Linked DNA regions of Homo sapiens: region 2 is linked to region 1. Evidence: chromatin contacts called from ENCODE Hi-C or POLR2A ChIA-PET data. All regions are on one chromosome and are shown on one strand. The core of a region is the stretch at or near the end of the contact, and the rest is flanking DNA. Distances in the headings are between cores, read along the strand shown. Region 1 holds the start of PLEKHM2 (pleckstrin homology and RUN domain containing M2). Region 2 has its middle 8.6 kb from the start of RNU1-2.

The links. A loop is a pair of places that touch in the nucleus more often than their neighbours do. ChIA-PET counts read pairs that join two places held with the same protein, here RNA polymerase II (POLR2A). Pooled maps may share reads with other maps.
Region 2: a map with no recorded cell type shows a loop between it and region 1 (5-fold over the local background). The contact joins the enhancer-like site here to the promoter of PLEKHM2 in region 1. A Hi-C loop is called at or near these places in 1 of 37 single-sample maps with no recorded cell type and 2 of 50 pooled maps. POLR2A ChIA-PET finds 5 or more read pairs at or near these places in 1 of 52 experiments (activated T-cell).

The regions. Positions count from the first base shown.
Region 1 is chr1:15,681,207-15,687,098 of GRCh38, forward strand. It overlaps PLEKHM2 (pleckstrin homology and RUN domain containing M2), which reads left to right and starts at 3,114. Exons shown (of 20, transcript NM_015164.4): 1 at 3,114-3,412. The coding sequence starts at 3,353. RefSeq lists silencers at 2,968-3,047, 3,138-3,217, 3,738-3,807 and an enhancer at 4,038-4,097.
Region 2 is chr1:16,901,679-16,907,570 of GRCh38, forward strand. No RefSeq gene overlaps it. Among named protein-coding and RNA genes, the nearest start is that of RNU1-2, 8.6 kb to the left of the region's middle. RefSeq lists enhancers at 2,150-2,429, 2,616-3,255, 2,900-2,949, 3,050-3,099, 3,256-3,895 and a silencer at 3,636-3,930. Within about 2 kb of position 2,572, at least 41 of the 41 ENCODE cell types and tissues checked have a DNase peak (open chromatin) inside an H3K27ac peak, as active enhancers do.

The DNA.
Region 1 (5,892 bases), core at 1,864-4,363:
CCCTCTTTCCTGCAAGAAGTGTTGTTAGATAACAATGTCTGTTGTACCAGCTCACATACCTATGCAAACCTTAGGAATTTGGTAGACAGTGAGACCTTACATTCCTCTGAATGTTGTAAAATGCTGAATGTGACCATCTCCCAATACATGCAGATAAAAACAATATGGCAGAAATGCCACCACCTTCTTATGTCACAGACCAAGTGGACGCCCCAGGCATACAGCCAAGGAATAAAAATACCCACTGAGTGTACCATGTGCCCAAGCCATGATCAGCCATTCCTAGGGAGGAGGTGCCCAGCAGAACGCAGTGCTCAGCAGAAGATGGCCTGCTATTCAACAGCAGAGAAGAATCCCAAAGCTTGTTGGGTCAGTTTTGGGGGACTGCATTTTCATGAACCAGAGCTGCATCCAGCAGGTTGGGGCCTGTATGCACCCTAGCCAGGATGGAGTGGGAAGGAAGTGCGCAATTCTGACTCCACAAACACCTTTGGTAAGTAGGAGGCTATTTCTACTCATAGATACCTGGCTATTTATTTCCTCATTCAAAGTAATGTGTCCTCTGTCCTCAACCTTTTCTCTACCTATCCAGTGACTGGAGTCTCAACCCTCATCTGTTCTTATTCTGCTCTCTGAATATGAGAGGTAGATAACAACTCCAAAGAGGCTGTTATCTCTTGCTTTCCTGAACTCAGTACAAATAAGAAAACGCCCTGGGCTGGACATGATGGCTCATGCCCGTAATCCCAGCCCTTTGGGAGGCTGAGGTAAGAGGATGGCCTGAGCTCAGGAGTTCAAGACCAGCCTGGGTAACAGAGCGAGGCCCTGTCTCTACAAAAAATAAAATTCGCTGGGCGTATTTTATTCTGTACTCTCAGCTACTGGGGAGGCTGACGTGGGAGGATCCCCCAGGGAGTTCAAGCTACAGTGAGCTATGATCACACCCACCACTGCACTCCAGCCTGGGTGACAGAGTGAGACCCTGTCTTTAAAAAATAATTTAAGGCCAAGGCGGGCAGATCACCTGAGGTCAGGAGTTCAAGACCAGCCTGGCCAACATGGCGAAACCCCGTCTCTACTAAAAATACAAAAAAATTAGCTGGGCGTGGTGGCAGGCGCCCGTAATCCCAGCTACTGGGGAGGCTGAGACAGGAGAATCACTTGAACCTGGGAGGAGGAAGTTGCAGTGAGCTGAAATTGTGCCACCGCACTCCGGCCTGGGTGACAGAGCGAGACTCCGCCTCAAAAAAAAAAAAAAAAATTAGCTGGGCATGGTGTCACATGCACTTGTAGTCCCAGCTACTCGGGAGGCTGAGGCAGGAGAATCGCTTAAAGCTGGGAAGCGGAAGTTGCAGTGAGCAGAGATCGCACCACCGCATTCCAGCCTGGGGAACAGAGCAAGGCTCTGTCTCAAAAACAAACAAAACAAAACAAAACAAAAAAAACAAAAAACAAAGTACCACTATTTTGGGTCTCTCCTTGGGAAACTAAGGGGCTGGGGAGCGACCTTTGGAGGCTTGTGGGGTCCCTCTGAGATAAGCAATGAATCAGTATTTCAGATGCTAAGGGGACTTCAGGGATGGGGTGGCCTGAGCAGAGAAGAGGGAAGACCAGGGAACCAGAGTTGAGAACTGGGGTGTCTGAGAATAAAAAGGAGGGACTAATCTATGTGTCAGGATATATTTATTTGGGAACTTAAGGAGGGAAGAGAGCCAGGTAGGAGACTGACACCTCTAAGTGCAGGGGCTTTATGAGATGGTGGATTTGAGGAGGGTGTGTGGGAAGAGAGTTGTTACGGTGGGTTTCAGGGGCTGAGGGAGTTGAGGCCCTTGGGATACGTGGGGCTGAAGAAGAGGGATAAGGATAAGGAGTGGGAATGGGGCATTGGGGCTGAAGGTGAGGAGGGTGTGTTTTGGGGGTGGGGAGGAACACCAGGGACCTCAAATGTAGGACTGGGCCTTGAGGGTGAGGCACTGAGGAGGGGAGGCTGTGGAGGGCCAGGGGGCCCAGGGAGGGTCTAGGGCTGGGGACTGGAGTCTAGGCTGACCCGGTGGGGGTGCTGGGTCCTCCAGGCTGCGAAAGCCAGGGGGCCTGGGTCTGCACATTGAGGGGGTGGCTGGGCTAAGGAAGGGGAGGAAGATAAGTGGGGCTTGCAGGCTAAGAGGGTCTTGGGGTCCCTGGCCAGAGTTAGTGGGGTGCACTGGGGTCTCCAAGGAGGGGTCTGTGGACTAAAGAGGGCCGGCGGGAGGGGGCCCAGGGTCTGTGGGTGTCTCGAGTCTCTGAGGAGGGCCGGGGTCTCAGGGTCTGTGGGGGTCTCTGGCCTGTGGGGTCGGAGTCTCCAGAGTCCTTGGGGCCTGTGGGAGTCTCTGGGGTTTTGTGGGGGGATCCTGTGGGCTGAGGAGGGCTGTGGGGAGGGTCTCAGGGTCTCTGGGGAGGGCCAGTGCCTCGGGGTCTTTGGGGGTCTCTGAGGAGGGCTGGGGGCCCAGGGTCTGTGGGGGTCCCCAGCAGGTGGGGTTGGGGTCTCCGGAGTCCCTGGAGTCTGAGGGTGTCTCTGAGGTCCCAGGGGGGAGTCTATGGCCTGAGGGCTGAGGGGGAGGGTCTCCAGGGTCTCTGAGGAGGGCCGGTGTCCCGGGCAGGCGGGGTCGGGGTCTCCGGAGTTCCTGGGGTCTGAGGGTGTCTCTGGGGTCCCTGAGGGAATCTGTGGGCTGACGAGGCCTGGGGGAGGGTCTCCGAGGAGGGCCGGGGTCCCAGGGTCTGTGGGGGTCTCTGGCAGGCGGGGTCGGGGTGTCCGGAGTCCCTGGGGTCTGAGGGTGTCTCTGGGGTCCCTGAAGGAATCTGTGGGCTGAGGAGGGCTTGGGGAGGGTCTCTGAGGAGCCCCGAGGTCCCCGGCAGGCGGGGTCGAGGTCTCTGGCGTCCCTGGGGTCTGAGGGTGTCTCTGGGGTGCCGGGGAGAGTCTGTGACTTGAGGAGGGCTGGGGGCGGGTCTCGGGGTCTCTGGGGAGGGCCGCGGCCAAGGGTCTGTGCGGGTCTCCGGGTCCCCGGAGTCCCCAGGCGCAGGCGGGCCCTGGCGCCGCCCCGCCTGACATCAGTTCCTGCCGCCGCCGCCGCCGCGGCGCACAGCCCGCGGCCTCCTTCCCCGCCGGCCGCGCTCCGGAGCCTCCGGGCCGCGGTGGAGCGAGGGCCCAGGCGAGGCGAGGGCCGGGCGGCGGGCGCCGGGCCCCGCGGCCGGCACGACGGAGCCCCCGTACGGCCGGCGGCAGCGGTTGGCGGCGGCCCCCGGCCCCCGGCGCGGGAAGCGGCGGCGGGGCGGCGGCGGCGGTGGCGGTGGCGGTGGCGGCGACGGTGGCAGCGCCATGGAGCCGGGGGAGGTGAAGGACCGGATCCTGGAGAACATCTCGCTGTCGGTGAAGAAGGTGAGCGCGGCCTCCCTCCCGGCCGGGGCCCCTTCCTCGCCGCGCCCCCCACGCCCTCCGGCGGCGCTCTCCCGGGCCGGGGCCCCCCGCCCTTCCCCTCCGCGACCCGGGGGGCGACGAGCGGCCGGGAGCCCCGGGCCGGTAGAGGGGAAGCGGCGCCGCTCACGTGAGCGCCGCGGCCTCGGAGCTATTTTTAAAGAACAAAGTTGAGGTCAGCATCCTCGGAGCTTCCCCAAACCTGGCCCGGGGCCCTGCCCTCCCGGAGAGGGGTCAGCGACCCTCCGGTCCCCCACTGGGGCAGCGGCGCCCCCGGGAGCTCCTGAAGGAACCCCATGCAGCCTCCTGTGGAATCCGCTGCATCCCCGGGTCCCCCCGCCAGGCTGGCGTCGCCCAGGGTCTGGCAGTCAGGGTGGAGGCCAGTGATAAGCAACTTCACTTTCCCATGGCCTGGGTCCCGGCGACATTGCCTCTGCTCCTGGGAAGTCCCCTGAATAATCTTGCTCAAGGATGGTAGCTTTGAAGAGGTTCACTAGGGGCTTTGATTATAAGAACCTGAAGTACATGGGGATTGCATTTTGGATGCTGATCCGGGGAACCGGGTGACACCACAGACACCTTGCTGTGGGGCTTGCCGCAGTAAACATCACTGTCCCAATTCCAGGTAGAAATGAGTACATACCTGTCAAGGGCATGTATTTGTGATGAAGTTGGCATATCCGCAAAAGGGTCCGTGCTAGAAGGTAGAATCCATATTCTGACGTTTTTGGGCTGGATATAAAAATAATAATAATAAATTTAAAAGAATCCATATTCACTGAAAACCTAAATGGCCAAATCAGAATGGATTTTTCTCTCTCTCTCCCTCTCTGTGTGTGTGTTTGTGTAATTTGAATTCCTGGCTCACCAGATAGTCTCAGAAACTGAAAAAAAAAAAAAAAAAAAGAAAGAAAGAAAGAAAAAAGAGAAAGAAAATGGCTTGGGTGAGGGACTCAGCAGCTTATTTTACTTGAAGAAGCAAAATGGATAGAATTAATTAGATCAACCATCATATTTAAATAATTGTCTGTTTTCCCACTGAGATTCCTCAAAAGCAACACAGGCAAGCTATTTTACCTTTCATAAAGATAAATGTGACTTAAAAAGAAAATAGATTCTCGAATTGCCCTTACTGAAAACATTCCTCTAAAAGCACAGCTAAAGTAACATTGCAGAGATCCAACAAGAGTTTTACGTAGTTTTACTGAGCTTTGCTAATGTAATGGGGTATGGTTTTTGCTTACTCAAGGAGGGCAGGATGAGCAAATACTTTGTTGAGAAGCAGTACATCTTTCCTAATGGAAGAGAAAGGAACACAGGTGACCTTTCTAATCTAATCTGGGCTGATTGTGGCTTTAGGTAGGCCCGGCGTTTGTCTTTGGATTTCAAACAAATGAATGGAGAAAGTCTGTGATGGAGAGGCAGTAGACATGGGGCACGCTGTCACATGTATAAGCATGAGTCTTTTGAAGGCAGAGATTCACTTTGTAAGTCAGGCTGTCACTTATGAGTTAGGTGTGTTTGTTGAGGTGCATATAATTGTAGGTGTTTGGACAAGGACACTTATTGAGCTGGAATGCACCCCAGAAAATGTCACACTAGAAACTGCAAACCCATCCCTGGGTGTATCACAACCAAAGCCATGGGCAGCATCATTGTTAGGAGCATGGATTCTGGAGTCCAGCTGCCTGATTGAATCCCCGCCCTGCCAAATTAATAACCCTGTAACCTTGGTCAGGCTTATTAACCTCTCCATGCCCAGTTTCTTCATCTGTAAAGCAGGGATAAAATTAGGGATGTTGTGGAGTGTTTTTTTGTTGTTGTTGTTGTTGTTGTTTGTTTTTGAGACAGAGTCTTGCTCTGTTGCCTGGGCTGGAGGGCAGTGGTGTGATCTCGGCTCACTACAACCTCCACCTCCCAGGTTCAAGCGATTCTTCTGCCTCGGCCTCTCGAGTAGCTGGGATTACAGGTGTGCGCCACCACACCCGGCTAAATTTTTTTTTTTTTTTTTTGAGACGGAGTCTCGCTCTGTCGCCCAGGTTAGAATGCAGTGGCCTGATCTCCGCTCAGTGCAAGCTCCGCCTCATGGGTTCACACCATTCTCCTGCCTCAGCCTCCCAAGTAGCTGGGACTATAAGCGCCGGCCACCACGCCCGGCTAATTTTTTTGTATTTTTAGTAGAGACGGGGTTTCACCATGTTAACCAGGGATGGTCTCGATCTCCTCACCTTGTGATCTGCCCGCTTCGGCCTCCCAAAGTGCTGGGATTACAGGCGTGAGCCACGGCGCCCAGCGTCTAATTTTTGTATTTTTAGTGGAGATGGGGTTTCCCCATGTTGGCCAGGCTGGTCTTGAACTCCTGACCTCAAGTGATCTGCCTGCCTTGGCCCCCCGAAGTGCTGGGATTACAGGCATGAGCCACCGTGCCCGACTACTTTTTGTAT
Region 2 (5,892 bases), core at 1,322-3,821, 1.2 Mb after region 1:
ATATTATAAAGGACTTCCCTGATCTAAACTTAAATACATTTCACTCTTCTGTTTCTAAAGCAGGCTCCGAGATTCTATAGGCTCTGGCAGAAAATTTGACTTAACTGTTGAAACCTTTGAGCCCAAATATTCTGACCTTTATCAATCAATTCACATGCTGGTGAAGAAGGCAAGGCCACTAACTGGTTGCAAAGGCAAATTGGAAGGATTTTCAAAAAGGGACTGAAGCAGAACATGAAAGGTTCACATTTTCACCAAATATCTCCATGTTGCCACTCCCCAGGTCCTTCCTAAAAATATAGATTGGAGGATAATTCAGCATTGTACTAAAAAGCCAGACAAATCTGTCTTTGCTTAATTAAAATGGTTTGAGAGCCAGGTGTGGTAGCTCATGTCTTTAATCCCAGCACTATAGGAGGCCAAGGCGGGCGGATCACTCGAGGTCAGGAGTTCGAGACCAGCCTGCCAACATGGTGAAACCCTGTCTCTACTAAAAATACAAAAATCAGCCAGGTGGCTACTCAGGAGGCTGAAGGAAAAGAATCGCTTGAACCCAGGAGGCAGAGGTTGCAGTGAGCTAAGATCCTGCCAGTGCAATACAGCCTGGGTGACAGAGAAAGACTGTCTCAAAAATAAAAATTAAAAAAAAAAAGAAAAAATCAGCAGCGTAGTAGAAGTATAATGCACACAAGAATGATAATCATGAAGACAATCTGATTCTAGAAGAGTAAGGGAACCTATTCCATTAGAGAGCCAACTGAAAACATCAAATCCCAGTTCACACCCCAGGGTGTGGGGGCACGTGCCTGTAGTCCCAGCTACTCGGGAGGATTAGTAAGGAGGTTTGCTTGAATATGTGAGGTCAAAGCAGAAGTAAACCCTGATCATGCCACTGCACTCCAGCCTGGGTGACAGTGAGACCTTGTCTCAAAAACAAACAAACAAAAAACCCACAAAACCAAACAACAACAAATTGTCACCTCACTCTGAAATGACAGTGGCAAACATCACTTTGCTATTGGAAAATTAAAAGAAAAACACTCCCTCTTGCTATCAACCTGCCCTCTTGCTCTAACATGTCTGACCCATGGTTTAAAATGCCCAAAAGCTGATGTACTCAAATTATAATACACTTACCTGTTCTGCACCAGCATTTATTTTTGTCTGGAGGAGATCACCATCCATGGTCCTGTAAATGTCTAACGGCATGGAATGATGAAGGGCAGTGTCTTTTAGGATATTTGGTTATATCTATATATATGGCTCTGAAGAAACCCAACATTGGGCGAGTTCCCTCAAACTTTTCACTAGGCATGACCACTGCTCTATTTTAGATAGAGATTCTGTGGGGCAAAACCTGAGAATTATCTGCCTGGCTATCAAGAAGATAGCTCCTTGCATTTTTTTGGGGAGAACACTTGCTTCAAGGGAGTGTTTCCTCCCAGGATTACAAATCTTTTTGTAACCTCAGGAAACATTGCTGATGAAAACCAGGCATGGTGGCTCTGGCCTGTAATCCCAGTGACTCAGGGGCTGAGACAGGAGAATCACTTAAGCCAAAGAGTTTGAGGCTGCAGTGAGCTATGATGGCGCCACTGCACTCCAGCCTGAGCCACAGAGCCAGACACTGTCTCTGAAAGAAAAAGAAAAAGAAAGAAAAACATTGCTGATGAAACTGCGGCCTCTTTTGCAGCTCTATAAAAAGGTATTTAGTCACTGGCTAAGGTTGTACTAGATAATCACATCACTTTAGGTGATACATTTAGCTGAGCAGGGAGATGTGTGGTGGCAAATACCTTTTGTTGCATATACATATACATTTCCCATGTAGTAGAACCTTCTCTAGAAAAAATCAGAAAAGAAGCCACTTGGCTGCAAGAAATCACTAAAGAAGAAATGGGGTTTGATGTTTTCCCTGATGTTTTCAGTTGGCTGAAACATCAAATCCCAGTTCCCTGGTTCCCTTACTGTTCCAGGATACAGATTCTCTTTGTGATGATCATTCTTGTATGCATTATATTTCTACTACTCAAATTATTAATGTTATGTATTTCTCATTGTTTTACTTCTTTTGAGAAACTAAATTCATGGTACTCTGAAAACTAGAGATGATTCAACAAGTGACAGCAACTATAGAATTGGCCGAGATATCTCTCTCTCTCTCTCTCTCTCTTTTTTTTTTTTTTTTTCCATGTTGTGATGCCACACCAGTTCAGCTTTTGGACGCTGTTAAAAAGAGAGGTCTCCTTCCCTCCCCTGACCCCCGTGTGGGACAGGACTATCTGGGAATGAGCCATTCTGGCAAGGAGGGACACAGCTTTTGATCGACAATGCTTTCAAGAAATACTTTTTTTTTTTTTAAACGGAGTCTCGCTCTGTCGCCCAGGCTGGAGTGCAGTGGGCGATCTCAGCTCACTGCAAGCTCCGCCTCCCGGGTTCACGCCATTCTCCTGCCTCAGCCTCTGCGAGTAGCTGAGACTACAGGCGCCCGCCACCACGCCAGGCTAATTTTTTTTTTTTATTTTTAGTAGAGACGGGGTTTCACCGTGGTCTCGATCTCCTGACCTCGTGATCGGCCCGCCTCAGCCTCCCAAAGTGCTGGGCTTACAAGCGTCAGCCACCGCGCCCGGCCAAGAAAGACTTTTCATCTAAAGGGAGAATGGGGAAAGAAGAGAACTTTTTTATTTTCAAATTCTCAGGCCCAGCGAGGCATTACATTGAGACAGCAACCACATTCTGCTTCCTTTTTGTACACTACTGTATTTGAAAAACAAAAAAACAAACCTACAAGACTCATAAAACTGGACAACTTTCTTTATAACACTACTACTCGTAAAACCAGTAAGGATGGCTGGTTTGCAGTTATCTGAGCAGCTTCTCTAGTTTCATAGACATGATTTCTCTCTGTTATTAAAGGGCTCCCAATTTTAAGTGGAATGCTACTTCACAAAGATAACCAGGTTTGAAAGGGTCCGGTTTGCTTTGTAATCCGAAACGTTCCAGTCTGCTATTAAAAGCCATTATTTGAAGACGGGTGCACAGGCTTCCAGCTGCCCGCCAGAAGGGTCCTCCGCAGGACACAGGTTAAGTAATCACTTCTTCGGGGGAGACTAGATGCAGGGTCTCGGCGCACCTCCCCAAAAGACAAGGGCGAGACAGAAAGGAGGGACAGGCGGACGTCACTTCCCCCGCCGGCTGCGGCACCGGGTTGGTGGGCTGAGTGGAGGAGGGTGGGGCGGAAGAACAGAAGGGGACTGGGAAAGGCACTGTTGGTGACATCACCGATAGGGCGTTTCTATGTAGATGAGGCAGCGCAGGGGCTGCTGCTTCGCCATGAAGGATTTCCCGTGCTGTAGGAGCAAGTCCGGGACCGCTGGCTGGACGTGAGCGTCCTAGCTGTGCGTTAGGGCTAGGAGGGCTCAGGGTGATTGGGGATTGGCTGGGGTGGTGCTCGGGGCAAGTGACCGTGCGTGTAAAGGGTGAGGCGTATGGAGCTGTGGCGGGGCGGAAGTTCACATGTGTGGTATGTAGAGCACATGTTATGGTTATCAAAGTGGTTTACTGTAAGGCTGAGGGCTATGCATTCTATGGCTATGTTGTTGTCTCTTATTTTTCCAAACGTGGAAACCTCTGTTTTGTAACTTGTAGTAATAAGGTAGAAATTAAAAAGAAAAAGTATTTTCCTGTACTTGCTTGGCTGCAAGGTCAGGAACAGATAGTTTCTGAAAAACCACATCGCTGAGAAATGAGTTCTGGAGACTCTCTTAACAGTCTGTTATCCCTAGGAAGGATAAGAGCAAGAAACAGCAAATGCTTTTATTACCTTCTCTTTTCCCTTTACCATTTCTCACTATTCAAGTTTTGTTAAGTTCTTGATTTCCCTTCAGTGCAGCTGCAAGGTCACCAGCTATTCTTGCCTCGTGAGACCTGTCACAGTTTGACTAGCTGCCTTTGTTCTGCTTCTGTAAGCCCTCTTGCCTGCCCCGCGAGTTTGGTGCCATCATAGTCCCACCATGCCATTCAAACTAGCCAACCCCCTTTTTGAAGTGTGTATAAAAGTCAAACCCTGTCTTTGTTCGGGGCTCAGCCTTTGGATTTTAATCCTCTGGGCCTGAGGGCACTCAATAAAATCCTCCTGTTCCACCCATTGGTCTCTCTGTTCTCCTGATTCCCACAACAGTAGTAGGGGACTGTGTCTGCACTTTCCCCTGGTCTTTCACGGTATGAATAATAGCCTTTTTTTTTTCGCCTATAGTCGCAGGCTCGGTCTCAGTGATTTTATGGTGTGGTCAGCTGTTTTTGTTTTTGTGAGACCTTGTTTACTGTCCTGGGACAGATGTCTGTAGTCACTTGTTTCCTTGGGAGGCAAATTTCAGTCTCTGTGGCAGAGGTCTCTCATGTTAGCTGTGGTGGTACTTGGCAGGCGGAGCTCAGGGATCTAGGCTTCCCTGCTTTGTAGACTGCTCAATGGTCCCCAAGGCCTACTGGCTTTTACCACCACTTGAAAACCTTAGTGTTTTTCCACTGTCCCCAGAGTCACCTCTTACACAGACTTATTTTGTTTGTCTTTTTCCCCGAGACAGAGTCTCACTCTATCTGGTAGCATCTTGGTTTAAGCGATCCTCCCACCTCAGCCTCTGGAGTAGCAGAGGCACGAGTCACCACAGCCAGCTAATTTCTGTTCTTGGTTTTGTTGTGGTGGTGGTTGTTTTGTTTTTTAAGAGTTGAAGTTTCACCATGTTGCCCAGGTTGGTCTCCAACTCCTGGACTCAAATAATCCGCCCTGCCTTGGCCTTCTAAAGTCCTGGGATTACAGGTGTGATCCATCACACCTGGCCAGCCCCTGCTTTTCACTATAGCATTCATGGGAGTTTGCAGGATTTCTGTGCTGGGGGGAACGTGTACTCAGCTCATACAGCCAAGTAGAAATTGTACTTGGAACTGGTGCCGTTGGGTTGTAGACATAACATGCTTGCTGTTTGTATGGGAAGGGCTTTGCCAGTGCTCTGTGCCCCTGTGCAGGGCATCCAGGCCTGCAGGTCAGAACGGCAGTCTCACCTATGAGTTTGTGTAATACGCAGCAATTCTCCCTGGAATATAAGATGGGTGGTCTTGTGAGGTTCCTACAAGTAAGAAGACAAATTTCCCTTCAGTTTGTATTGACAAAATTCAAAATTAATAATAACAGCCCAACCTCTTGAATGATAAATGTCCTTTACATTGACAGACCAGAACTGCCCTGCTTGCCTCAGCTCCTCTGTGCAGGTGCAGCTCACAATTCCCCCCACACAGGTCATTTCCTCCCTGCTTTCTCCAAAAGAGGGAGACAGCAGTTCTGCAGGACCACAGGGCTCAAGGCCTTCCAGGGCCAAAAATCTCAGAAGAAGTTGCCCGTTCTGCCTGTACCTCACGACTGACCTAGAAATGGCCTTTGCTAGGAGCAAAGTAGGGGGAAATGGTCGCCAGAGCTGGGGCCTGGGTACTGGGCCAGGTTACCCCACAGGAGGGGAAGTACTCAGGGTTAGAGGGGGCCAAGCACCAAGACCTCAGCATCCTCAACCTCCAAAAGGACTCAGAGAGATGCAGAAACCGAGACAGGGTTCCTCTTTCAAGGAAAGAGACTTTTGAGGAAGACCCCAGGGCTCTGAACCAAAATCCAGATTTTTCCCCATCTGCAGCTTAATTCCACCTTAGTTGGTGCAACTTCATCCTTCCCCTATGCTCAGGACAAAAAACAGTTCTTCTATAGGCTGGTCATTCTCTGGCCCCATACATCCTATTGGTCAGAAAATTATGTTTTTTCTTTGGTTAACTGCAGACTTTGGTCTGCACAGTCTTTTTCTTTCTTGGTCTGAAAACCACCCAGTAGTCCCATATGTAGCTTTTTTGGAT